Regions from separate parts of the Homo sapiens genome. Here region 2 is linked to region 1. The links are chromatin contacts, found by Hi-C in ENCODE. All regions are on one chromosome and are shown on one strand. Each heading gives the region's core, a stretch centred on a gene start or an enhancer-like site at or near the end of the contact. The rest is flanking DNA. Distances are from core to core; before and after follow the strand shown.

The links. Hi-C counts contacts between places; a loop is a spot of excess contacts on that map. Pooled maps may share reads with other maps.
Region 2: a loop to region 1 is called in a map of CD8-positive, alpha-beta T cell, with 10 times the contacts of the local background. The contact joins the promoter of LINC01232 here to the enhancer-like site in region 1. A Hi-C loop is called at or near these places in 2 of 168 maps with a recorded cell type or tissue (CD4-positive, alpha-beta memory T cell and CD8-positive, alpha-beta T cell) and 9 of 50 pooled maps.

Annotation. Positions count from the first base shown.
Region 1 is chr13:98,473,334-98,479,261 of GRCh38, forward strand. STK24 (serine/threonine kinase 24) reads right to left here. Exons shown (of 11, transcript NM_001032296.4): 4 at 1,917-2,025; 5 at 1,488-1,645. Among named protein-coding and RNA genes, the nearest start is that of FARP1-AS1, 40 kb to the left of the region's middle. RefSeq lists enhancers at 2,825-4,024, 3,066-3,165, 3,176-3,325, 3,476-3,695, 3,902-4,196 and 1 more. Within about 2 kb of position 2,963, at least 31 of the 41 ENCODE cell types and tissues checked have a DNase peak (open chromatin) inside an H3K27ac peak, as active enhancers do; they include CD8-positive, alpha-beta T cell, where a contact is called at or near this core.
Region 2 is chr13:99,496,479-99,502,406 of GRCh38, forward strand. It overlaps LINC01232 (long intergenic non-protein coding RNA 1232), which reads right to left and starts at 2,828. Exons shown (of 5, transcript NR_110731.1): 1 at 2,208-2,828; 2 at 771-858; 3 at 1-66. LINC00449 (long intergenic non-protein coding RNA 449) reads right to left here and starts at 4,585. Exons shown (of 2, transcript NR_133664.1): 1 at 3,917-4,585; 2 at 3,245-3,462. It overlaps TM9SF2 (transmembrane 9 superfamily member 2), which reads left to right and starts at 4,994. Exons shown (of 17, transcript NM_004800.3): 1 at 4,994-5,299. The coding sequence starts at 5,129. RefSeq lists enhancers at 1-110, 2,082-2,291, 2,302-2,421, 4,700-4,879, 4,786-5,374.

The DNA.
Region 1 (5,928 bases), core at 1,713-4,212:
CAGCTAATTTACTACAAAGAATGAGAAGAGAATAATCGAGGTGGTGTCATCCAATGAGTTAAGAAACATGGGTTCTAGTCTCAGCCTTGCCAAAATCTACACAGATGAACTTTGATAAATGGGGTCAGCTTAAAATAAAGAGAATGGACTAAACATGTAAGTTCCTGGTCGAGTCCCAAAATTACATGACCCCAGGAAAAGGGTCAACAGCCAAAGTGACTGCAGATGAGAAGCAGCCAAGGCAGTGTCCCTCCCACGTGGGGTAGAGACACTCCCAGGCAAGGGCACACACCCAAGACCAGCCAGGTCTGCTGTGTGGGTATGTGGGGGGTGGGGGAACCCATCAGTCACTCACCAGCCAGAGGCTGTCAAGGCCATCATAGTGCTCAGAAAAGTCACAGCCACCGCTACCACTCAACAGTGAGACGGGCTCACTCCTCCCAAGGTGGAACCAGGTACGCCTGCAACTTGAGCTACAACCTGGACGCTTTCTAACAGTCTATAGCTTGCAACGGTGACCTGGGTCTGCAGGGAAAGTCACCTGGTGCTTCCTGTACTATGTTTAACAAGGTGGGAAGTTTACTGGGTACTGGGAAGATTTCTGTTTAAAAGCAGCAGCAAGGTTCGGCCTATATGCATATCTGAGTTAGGTATTTGTTTGCTCAGAAACTTGGAGCCCAGGAAAGCCAATTCTCCGTGGATCATGTGGCCTTTTAACTGTGTACAGGGTCCTAAGAAGAGCAGACTGTGCGAACTGAAGTTAAACCAGAGCCCTAGGAGGCAAAGTCCCGGGATTTTTTGTCCCATCTAACAGAGTTCACAAAAGTGGAGGGCAACAGAGAAAAAGAATATGAGAAAAATTAGGAGAGTGTCCCTAACACAGGACAAGTAAAAAACAGTGGGAAGAAAGGGTTAGGGTTTCATCACATGTTGACAAGGACAGGCTGGGAACGAGAATCCTCAGAACTAAAAATAATAGGAAGACCCTGCAGCAGTCACTCAAAGCACTGTTCTTCCTCCATTCTCACGCTTCCGTGGACTCCCTTTCTCTTGTGGGAGCCCCTTTCTCTACAGGCCCCTTCAAGGTTGCCGATTCCACGCACTTGCACTTCGACCCCCAGCTGTGCCCAGACAGCAGGTGGAGCCCCTCTGCAACCGCACACGCCTCCACCCCTCACCACCATGGCCCTTCAGTTCCTCCCACCCCCCTCCAAACCCGCTCCATCCTGTGTCCCCGCTGCCACCAAACAAACATAGCCTGAGTTAAAAACCTCGATCATGGTGGGCTGGATCAGCACAGGGTATTAAATGATACAGCAGGAGACAGAGGAGAAAACTGTTCATAACCAAGGTTGAAGAATTACCTTTATGACCTACCTCAAGGTACCAGCTTCGTTCCAACTTAGAAAAGCTACCAGGCTAAAGAACAAAAGGCGGGAGCCCTCCAGGCCTCGTGAGGCACGGCGCCGCCCTCACCCTCCCCTCACCTTCGAGTCATAGGCCGACTGTTTGATGACCTCGGGTGCCATCCAGAATGGGGTGCCCACGAAGGTGTTCCTTTTGATCTGGGTGTCTGTCAGCTGGCCAGCCACGCCAAAGTCCGCCAGCTTCACCTCGCCATGCTCAGACAGCAGGACGTTGGCCGCTGCAAAAGAAAGCCAAGGCGGCCCTGGGCGGTGCGGACTTACAACTCCGTGCACTGCCACAAGCGCGTCTTCTCCCTGGCTGGGTGGCGAACCCACCGAGCACAGGCACCGGGGCTACACTTTTTGTCAGACCCCCTCAAAGCCAGCCCAGCCCAGGCAAGGCAAACGTGCAGGACAAATGGGCGCCAGCACCTTCCCTTGAGAAGTCTTCAGGGCAACCCCACCACCACCTTCAGTATTTCAAAGGAATGAAAACGGATGTCCTCTTACCTTTAATGTCTCTGTGGATTTTCTTCTCCGAATGGAGATAATCGAGTCCTTTCAGTATTTCTCTTAATATAGTAGCGATCTGGGTTTCATCTAATGGGCCAGGTTCTAACTAAGAAGAGAAAAAAATTCTTAAAGTTACTTAAATGATTATCTTATGAAAAGTTTGAGATAAAACAGAAACACTATCCATGTTAATGGACAAGGGTAATTAAAACCTGAAATCTTCTTCACTTAAAACACATGATTTTGCCCTAACAATTACAGTCCACTGAGGGACCCTTAAAAAAACAAAGGGCCCGAGAAAATGGCTTTGCTCAATGAAGCCAAGCCAGCAGAGAAGCAAAGAGGAGCCAATGAGGAAGCCCGCAGCCCCGCCTGCGCCTGCAGCTGACCACAGGGCGACCCCCTGGCCATGGCAGGGGCGGGGCGCAGGCTGAGCCAATGAGGAAGCCCACGACCCGGCCTGCGCCTGCAGCTGACCTCAGGGTGCCCCTCTGGCCATGGCAGGGGCGGGGTACAGGCTGGGGATTTCACTCCAGGAAACGAACAGCCAAGAGACAGAGCAGCCAGGATCTGTCCTAACATATGTGGTTCCCTTACCAGAAGGCTCACCCCTGGTACCCAAAAACACCCAGGAAAGAAGGCCTAGGAGCCAGGCGCCTCTGAGGATATCCTTGTATTAGAATTTTTTAAATCTGCAGTTAAAGCTCCCCAACTTGGGGGAATGCAGCTGAAAGAGCTTAAATCCTAATAGTTTGGGATTTGTTATATAATAGATATTATATAATAATAATAACTATTATATTATCCCTAAGATAATAATTACCTCTGAAAGCTTTTATTCTCAGAAACTCAAAATAATTGTTCCTATTGACTCCTTTATATCCACAACTATATCAGATGAAAGGAAGAAATGTCAGGTATCCACATCTCCATTTAAAAGGAAAGGAAAACCAGGCTAACAAAGGCTCACTTCAAACCAGACGGGAAGCCCCCCCCCGCCCCCTGCAGAGTGGGGCAGTCAGTCACAAACAGTAATTCCACAGATGACAGCAGCAAAGCCACCAGTGCTCCCCGGAACCACAGAAACGGAGCCAGACAGAGGGCAGATGTCTAATCGATGCAGGTAGGGTTCCCCCAAATCATGGTCCCCCATTCTTGGTTTTCAGACTTGACAGTGAATGTCTTCACAGCCCACACCCACACATTTTAGCCAACAGGAAGATACAATCTGGGGCCTTTCACTTAGTTTTAAAAAGATAAGAAATGTGCTTTAAGCCAAAGGGGATGAAAACTAGGGCGCTCCTCCACAGGAAGCATCCGACTCAGGCGTGCACATCTCTGGGACAGAGCCCGACAGTCCTTGCGTGCCTCAGCTCCTTCACATCCTGTTCCACATCCGGAAGTACTTGTGGGGTGCAGTGTGGGGGCAACCGAGACAGCCCTTGTCACCGAAACCACAGCCTGACTCATACCTGGCCCTGCTTTCCGGCCCATGGGTGAGCTGTGCTGCCTTGGCTCGCAGGCCTGCCCTGGTCTACACAGCAATCCCAGGGTCAGGGCCACTCTCAGAGGTGGCCTCTCCTCACACACTGGCCTCGCTGGGACTCTGGCCTGCCTGGCAGCAGACACACCTGGAATCCAGCCACCCCTGGCCTTCTCCACCCAGGACCCAGGTGCAGAGAATGCACTTGTCGCTTTTAGTTTGACCGCACACATATGCTCAGAGAAGGTCAAAATGCCCATCTCCATCGCCTGCCAGAAATTGTCCCAAATTCCAATTAAGATATTGTCCAAAAGTTACCTCAGACTAAGGCATTACGCCACAGACTCTGTTCCCCAGAAAGTAGTTTTTTCCCAGTTACCTGAACAAAAGTCTTATTTATAAGAAATGCATATCAAAACTACTATTCTAAAGAACACAATCAGGAAAACTATGCCTTAAGTCAGCTTTCTCCACATCTATTTTTCAGTGTTCATAGAATGTAGAAATTTTAATTTTCAAAATGAGGAACACAGACTTTTCTCATCACCTGGGTGGACAGTGGGGAGGAGGATAGAGATGCCGGAGTGTTTGCTTTTGTTCATAATGCTGGAGTGCAGGAGAATCCAGTCGACCAAAGATCAAAGTCATGTTAGAGGCCAGGCGCGGTGGCTCATGCCTGTAATCCCAGCACTTTGGGAGGCCGAGGCGGGTGGATCACCTTGAGGTCGGGAGTTCGAGACCAGCCTGGCCAACATGGTGAAACCCCATCTCTACTAAAAACACAGAAAAATTAGCCGGGCATGATGGCACATGCTTGTAATCCCAGCTACTTGGGAGGCTGAGGCAGGAGAATCGCTTGAACCCAGGAGGCAGAGGTTGCAATGAGCCAAGATCGCACCATTGCACTCCAGCCTGGGTGACAGAGCAAGATTCCGTCTCAAAAAAAAAAAAAAAAAGTCACATTAGAGTCGGGTCCCATCTCCCATCTCCTCCTTCACCAAGTCTGTGCCCAAGCCGACGATCAATACCTGTGGTTAGATCTGGACTTAACCACCTCCCTTCCATTACCAAGTCTCCCAAAAGCAACGGCAGAGCGGCCTGCTGTCATTCCCAAAGGGCGCTAAGAGGAAGAGGTGAGGAACACTCATGGAAAATCCTCCCCTGGATAATTAAGGGCTGGCTCTGTGATGACTGTCTGCATGGTTCTGCCCTTTTAAATCTGCCCTGAACACCATCCATCATTGACTTATATGCCCATGGGGAACGAGGAGGAAGGGGAGAAAAAGAGATAAAACTCTCCTTACTTGGGGGGAAATCCTTTCTGCGTCAAAATTCACTATAAAGGGTATTCGGCTGCTGTCTACCCCCCAGAGTGCCTCATGAGCAGCTCGGACCAGGCCAAGCTCTCCAAGTCAGCAGCTGGTGTTCGCCATTGCGACCATGCTCTCCATCATTCAGGCACTTGCAGACTCTTCAAATAGGACCCAGGAAAAAAACCTAGACCACATCCCACCTCTGTGTGACTTCTAACTCCCCCTCCCCGAGCCTGTCCTCCCCTGCTTCGAAGCTCTGTAACAGGGACTATTGGCCGGGGCACTCAGCCACAACAAGAAACCACATTTCCCAGACTCTGAGCAGCAGCCTGTGGTCAGGTGACTAAGACCTCGCCAGTGGGTCAGACAGGAGCAAATGTGCCCCATGCCCCTGCTTGGTCTTGGCCCTGAAGCACTGGCAGTGGGAGAGGACAATGGCTGAAGACCAAGGGAAGCCTGGGGCTCCAGATGCTGAAGCCACCCACCAGCACAGACCGTGACGGTATGGACCAGAGCCACTGACCCCATGTGCAGGGGGAGAAATAAATTTCTATCTTTTGTGAGACACTGTTTTAGAGCTGCTATGATGGCAACTTGGCCTAAACATTAATGAATATGCCATCTCATTTCTTAAAACCCATGTCGTGTACTCATTTTTTAAGTCCGTCAAACATCTCTGCCTGATTAAGTGACTGGTTTATGTAGCATTGTCCCTTTGTAATTAGATTCCAAGGTTGTCCCTCGGATTCTCTGGCAACACTGGCTGATCTTTTAATCAGCTAAAACCTTCTGGTCTCAGGCCCTCTGTGGCTCATCCTCACTCCAGCTCCCCCATTCACCTCCCTCGCCTGCATTGTTTTCCTTGTAAGGAAGGAACCTTCTAACAAACGGTGTAATTGACAGACCTCCCCACCAGAACTCCCCAAGAGCAGGACTTTCCGCTGCTGTGTCCAACGGCAATAATCCCCAATGGCCAGAGCAGCCCCTGACACGCGGGAGGCACACAACTCTATGCTGAATGAAAAATGGTTTCCCTCCCCGGGCTACAAAGACAGACTGCATTTAAGTTAGGGTGTCTTGGACTGTGTGATACTTCTTATGCTCTTCTAAGTCAGGGCACCCTACAGGCAAGGCGGCTGGAACTTGAGAGATGACTGACTTGAGTAGTTTTCAAGCTATATTCCAAGAGCCCAGCGGCCTTGGGATCATATAG
Region 2 (5,928 bases), core at 1,578-4,077, 1.0 Mb after region 1:
GCGGACAGCAAGTTGTCCAGGTTCTTGGCGTTTTGAACAAATAATTGGACAAAACGCACAGTAAAGCTAGGAAAGAATGAAGCAAGGAAAGCAGAGATTTATTGAAAGTGAAAGTACACTTCACAGTGTGGGAGCAGGCTGAGCAGCAGCTCAAGGGCCCCAGATACAGAATCTTCTCGGGTCCAAATACCCTCTAGATGTTTCCCATTGGCCACTTACTTGGTGCTCACCCCATGTAAATGAAGTGGTGGCCTGCAATCAGAGGCTAAAGTGAAGTTACAAAGTTGCACTTCTATTCAAACGAAGCCTTGGCCCACAATCAGTCTGATTGGTTGGGGACAGCAACCAATCAGAGGCTGAAGTGAAGTTACAAAGTTACACTCTATGCAAACATCTGATTAGTTGCAGAAAGCAACCAATCAGAGGCACTTTCAATTTTCCAGCTGCGGCACAGAAAAGGTGGGGGTTTGCAAAGGGAGTGGCCTCTGGGCCTTTTGTTACTTAGGAGTGGAAAGTTAGGGTTTTCCTTTCCAAATGGCTCTAGGAAGTCAGTGTGAAACGGCCTTAGGTTCCCTGCTCGCAGACCCTGTTCTCCTGCCTAACTACTAGAGTACAGTGTGCACTTCCTAAAAACGGAAGCACTTTTGCTAATAATTTTAACTTGACACAAAAGTAGGGTGATCAGATAAAATACCCTTATGTCCCATGTAATAGTTGGAATGTACTTATACTAAAAAATTATTCATTGATCATCTGAAATTAAAATTTACCTGGGTATACTGTACTTTTATTTGCTATATCCGACAATCTTATACAGAAGTCGTCATGGGAAACTCAGAAAAGGCTGTCCAAATTATTCTGGCAGAGAGGAGTGGAAGAAACAAATGCCATTTAGGTTGGGTGCAGTGGCTCACACCTGTAATCCCAGCACTTTGGGAAGGCAAGGTGGATCACGGGGTCAGGAGATGGAGACCACCCTGGCCAATATGGTGAAACCCCATCTCTACTAAAAATACAAAAATTAGCTGGGCGGGGTGGTGCGTGCCTGTAACCCCAGCTACTGGAGAGGCTGAGGCAGGAGAATTGCTTGAACCAGGGAGTCAGAGGTTGCAGTGAGCCAAGATGGCGCCACTGCACTCCAGCTTGGTGACAGAGTGAGATTCTGTTTCAAAAACAAAAGAAAAAGAAAAAAAGACACAAATGCTGTTAAAAAAAATTTAAAAGACAAAAACAAAAAACTGTGGGGCCCGGCGTGGTGGCTCACGCGTGTAATCTCGGCACTGGGGGAGACCAAGGCAGGCGGATCACCTGAGTTCAGGAGTTCGAGAACAGCCTAGCCTGGCCAACATGGTGAAACCCCATCTCTACTAAACATACAAAAATTAGCTGGGCGTGGTGGCTGGCACCTGTAATCCCAGTTACTTGGGAGGCTGAGGCACAAGAATCGCTTGAACCTGGAAGGCGGAGGTTGCAGTGAGCTGAGATCCTGCCACTGCACTCCAGCCTAGGCAACAGCGAGACTCTGTTGCATTTAAAAAAAAATTGTGGTAAAATATACATAATAGAAAACTTACCGTCTAACCATTTTTAAGTGTACACTTCTGTGACATTAGCATATTTGCATTGTTGTGCAGTCATCACCATTCATCCCAACTTTTTCACCAACCCATACTGAAACCGTATGCCATTAAACAGTAAATCCCCATCCCTCCTTCTGCAGACTCTCTCTACAACCACTGCTCTACTTTCTGTCTCTATGAATATGACAGCACCATAGTATTGGCGGTAAATCAGAGTTGGCAAATGCAATCTGAAGCAGAGGAGAGGAGAGAGTCATATCCCTCAAGTTTTACAGTCCCATTAAAAGTATTAGTACTTTGAGAAAAGGACCGTCACGATCATGGGGAGAATGAAGGAAAAACTCCATTTCTTTCCAGTTTGCAACTGGAATTGTCACTTTCGTCTTTCGGCACGACAGCGCCCAGGCCACAAAAGCCCACAGGGCAGGGCCTCCATTTTGTGGCCTGCGTGGAGGGCGGGGCGGTCTCTCTCCGCCACGCCCCAGCACCGGGTAGACACCGCAGCCACGTAACCAAGGAACCCCGAATGAGGCGTTGGCCAGGTGAGGCCGGATCCGGAAGTAGGGGGACCACTTCGCCCCGCGTACGAGCCCCGCCCCCGGCCCCTCCCACCAGACCCAGGCCGACCTAGATGACGTGTCCGAGTAGGAGTTGGCGAGGTGCGGCCGGGCGGCCGGCCCTGCGCATGCGTGATACTTGCACCGGTCGAGATGGTAGCATGAGTCTGGAGGTCATTTTCTTTGAGAAAGGCTCCGCTTCTCCGGGTTTTTGCTGATGCCGATCCCGGGGGATTGAGGAAACATTGAGCTCTGGAGTGGAAAAGGTTGCAGACTTTTAGACTCCCAAGTCGTTGTAGTCTCAATCTCTAGTGGCTGCGTTACTGCAGGAAGTCACGGAAGCCTCTCCCCTTTCTTAGGCGCATCCTTGGCTGTAAAAGGAGGTTAAAAGCCCCTGGAAAACCTCAGGTTTATTTCAGCTCTGAAAGTCCGGTTCCAAATTTAGATCCAGCACTCTTGTGGCCTGGCCAGTGATGGTCGTGGAGTGCTTTCCCCGCGCCTGCGGTCTCTAGGCTCTGTGGATGTAGAGGTGTGGGATGTAGGAGCAGGCCCTTACCCGTGGAATTCACATATAAATGGGGGAATGAGACAGCAAACAAACAAACGTGATCCTTCCTGATAGTGGTAAATGTGGGATGCCGAGGTTTAAGCAGACGAGTGGTATTAAGGGATTTCAAGGTTTTATAAAATTGATTTTGCCAAGAGTGGAAGCTGAGAGGCTACTGCAGTAAGAAGTCCAGGGGAACTAAGAATTTGGCTTGGACCAGAGTGGTAGCTGTGGGCATGGAAAGTACTGAAAGGATTTAGCCCATAGTTTAGCAGCCCAACCAACGGGACCTGCTGAAGGACTGGAGGTAGGTAGTGAGGAAATGAGAAATTTAGGTTCTTCTCCAGGGTTGGGGCCTGAAAAGAGATGGGCAGCGATGCCGTTTCCTGGAAAACTGGGAGAGGAAATGTTTGGGATGAGGGCAGTGAGATATAATGAAGGTCAAGTTTTTTTTTTGTTTTTTTTTTTTTTTTTTTGAGACGGAGTCGTGCTCAGTCGCCCAGGCTGGAGTGCAGTGGCGCGATCTCGGCTTACCGCAAGCTCCGCCTCCCGGGTTCACGCCATTCTCCTGCCTCAGCCTCCCAAGTAGCTGGGACTACAGGAGCCCGCCACCACGCTCGGCTAATTTTTTTGTATTTTTAGTAGAGACGGGGTTTCACCGTGTTAGCCAGGATGGTCTCGATCTTCTGACCTCGTGATCCGCCCATCTCGGCCTCCCAAAGTGCTGGGATTACAGGCGTGAGCCACCGCGCCGGCCGAAGGTCAAGTTTCAGTGGTGCTAGGAAAAGAAGATAGTGAGCAAAAATGTTAATTTTTGTTTCCTCCTCTTAATATTTGGAGAAAACGTCTGCTTCCTTTTGTTATATTGGAAATCTCCATGACTTCCAAATACAGAATATTTTACAATTTTTCCCTATCCCAAAGTTCAGCGAATATGTTGATTTATTTGAGGGAGAGGACATGAAAGGGAAGCCACCTAGGCACAATTTTCTGCTCAGGCCCTACCAGATTAGTTTTTGTTATCAAAAAAAAAAAAAAAAGTGCCATTCCTTGGGCCAAGCTATGTGCTCAGCACTTTCCCTCCATTTTTGATTTAATCTTCACAACAACCTTAAGATGAACGTTCTTTTCTACTTCCCAGTTCTCTTGATTAACTTGGCTACCCCACTATATGGATCAATTTGCAGGGTCCTAGGTCCCTTTGAAAATCTGATGAAAGTTATAAACCTTACCTGGGAAAAAAGTACAAACACCCGCAAGAACTTGAAATAGGAGTTCACTGGCCCTCAACTTTCTGAGCTTACTATTTCACAAACCTGCCTATTCTTGAATTCTGAGCTGGAGGTCATGATTCTCTCTTATGTACTTTAAGATGATGCACTCTTCCGAAGTTTTTGATTGAACTCTAGTGGCTAACTGAATTGACTTTTTCAGATCACTAAAAAGCTTCTCCTTGAAAAATACTCAGAAGATGCAACACACACACACACACACGTGTGTGCACTTACACACGCGGACACCGTCTCACATCATCAGTGGGAAAAGTGATAGAATCTTGCTAAAGGCTGATCATACCATATTAATCCGATTCGCCAGAACTACTTTCTTCACTGAGCTCTCAGGTATGCTCGGGTCTTCCTTTAAAGAAAATAAATGTCAACGCTACACTCTATCCTACTCCCATTTTCCTCCTCACCCCATTTCCACTCTCCCTTAAAGAGATGTGTGCACACAATCACTGCCCAATGCAAGAATGCACCACTGCATCCAATGCTTGGAAATTGTCCGTGAAGATGCCTTTGAGTAGCTGTCTATTTGAGGATTTGTGGCTAATTCCTCCCCATTTGTTTCCTTAGCCTGCTCCCAACCAGGTGTCTCCAGAACTTTTTCTCTCCGCCACCAACTCCGCCTCCAGACAGACCGCAGGTGCTTTCTGTCATAGGGACTGGCGTGCCGCGGACAGTGTGACAAAGAAACTGTATGATGGATATGAGAACTTCGTAAGACCCAGCAGCAAACGGGGAGCGGCTGGCGAGCGCTCCACAGCCCCCAAGCGTGGGAGCTCTAGATCGGAATTTGTAATTTGGAATTGGAACGTGAGCGCCGGAACAGCTCTCCCAGCAACCACCTCTCCCAGCAACCACCTCAGCTGGCGCGCGGAAAACCCGGAAAGTGGATTTCGCCCCCGCTCCCTCCCGGAAACTCCTCCTGGTGCCTGCGACCGTTCTCACTGAGCATGTGCAGACGGCGGTGCGCATGCTCTGTTGCGGTCCGCTTCGGTTTCTGTTGCGGGACCCGGGGTGTCTCCTAGCGCAACCGGAACTAGCCTTCTGGGGGCCGGCTTCCTTTATCTCTGGCGGCCTTGTAGTCGTCTCCGAGACTCCCCACCCCTCCTTCCCTCTTGACCCCCTAGGTTTGATTGCCCTTTCCCCGAAACAACTATCATGAGCGCGAGGCTGCCGGTGTTGTCTCCACCTCGGTGGCCGCGGCTGTTGCTGCTGTCGCTGCTCCTGCTGGGGGCGGTTCCTGGCCCGCGCCGGAGCGGCGCTTTCTACCTGCCCGGCCTGGCGCCCGTCAACTTCTGCGACGAAGAAAAAAAGAGCGACGAGTGCAAGGTGGGTGAGGCCTGACGAGCCCTCTGATGCACTGTTGGAAGGGGAAGTCGTCCCTATCCGGGGGAGCTGATCCTCGGGTGGGAGCGAGGGAAGGGGGCGTAGCAGCGGGTGGGGTTGAGTTTCCCCAGAAGCTTTTGGGGTCTGCTGGGCTGTGGGTGGGGGGCTCTGAAACAGCCCTTGCAAGGGTAGTTTCTGGAGGACGCAGTGGGCCTCAGACTCGCCTCCCGTCTTGCGGGCCAAGTGGCACGAGCAGCTGTATTCAGTTTTCCTGGAACAGGGACCGTGTGGAGCGCCCTTGGAGTTGGGCTTCACGCCTCAGAGCTTTGGAGTTGGATGTATGCAGGTCCACGCGTGAGTGTTCGCTCACAGCCCTGTAACATGTACGCTGAGGAAGCGGGTGACCGACTCCCTACATGTGAGCAACACTCAGCCTAGTTAACAGTTTCCATTAGCTTTTAACTTCATTGCTTCCTGTTTAATTGCATTTTCCTGGAACCTTCTAGTTGGTTAGGAGAGCTTGTTCTTTCTAGGACTTTGATATCTCGCTTCACAATTAGAAGTTGGTTCCTTATTTGTGGAGTATAACACCCAGAGCCACACAAAGTGCATTAATAAAGAGTTGCTGTAAT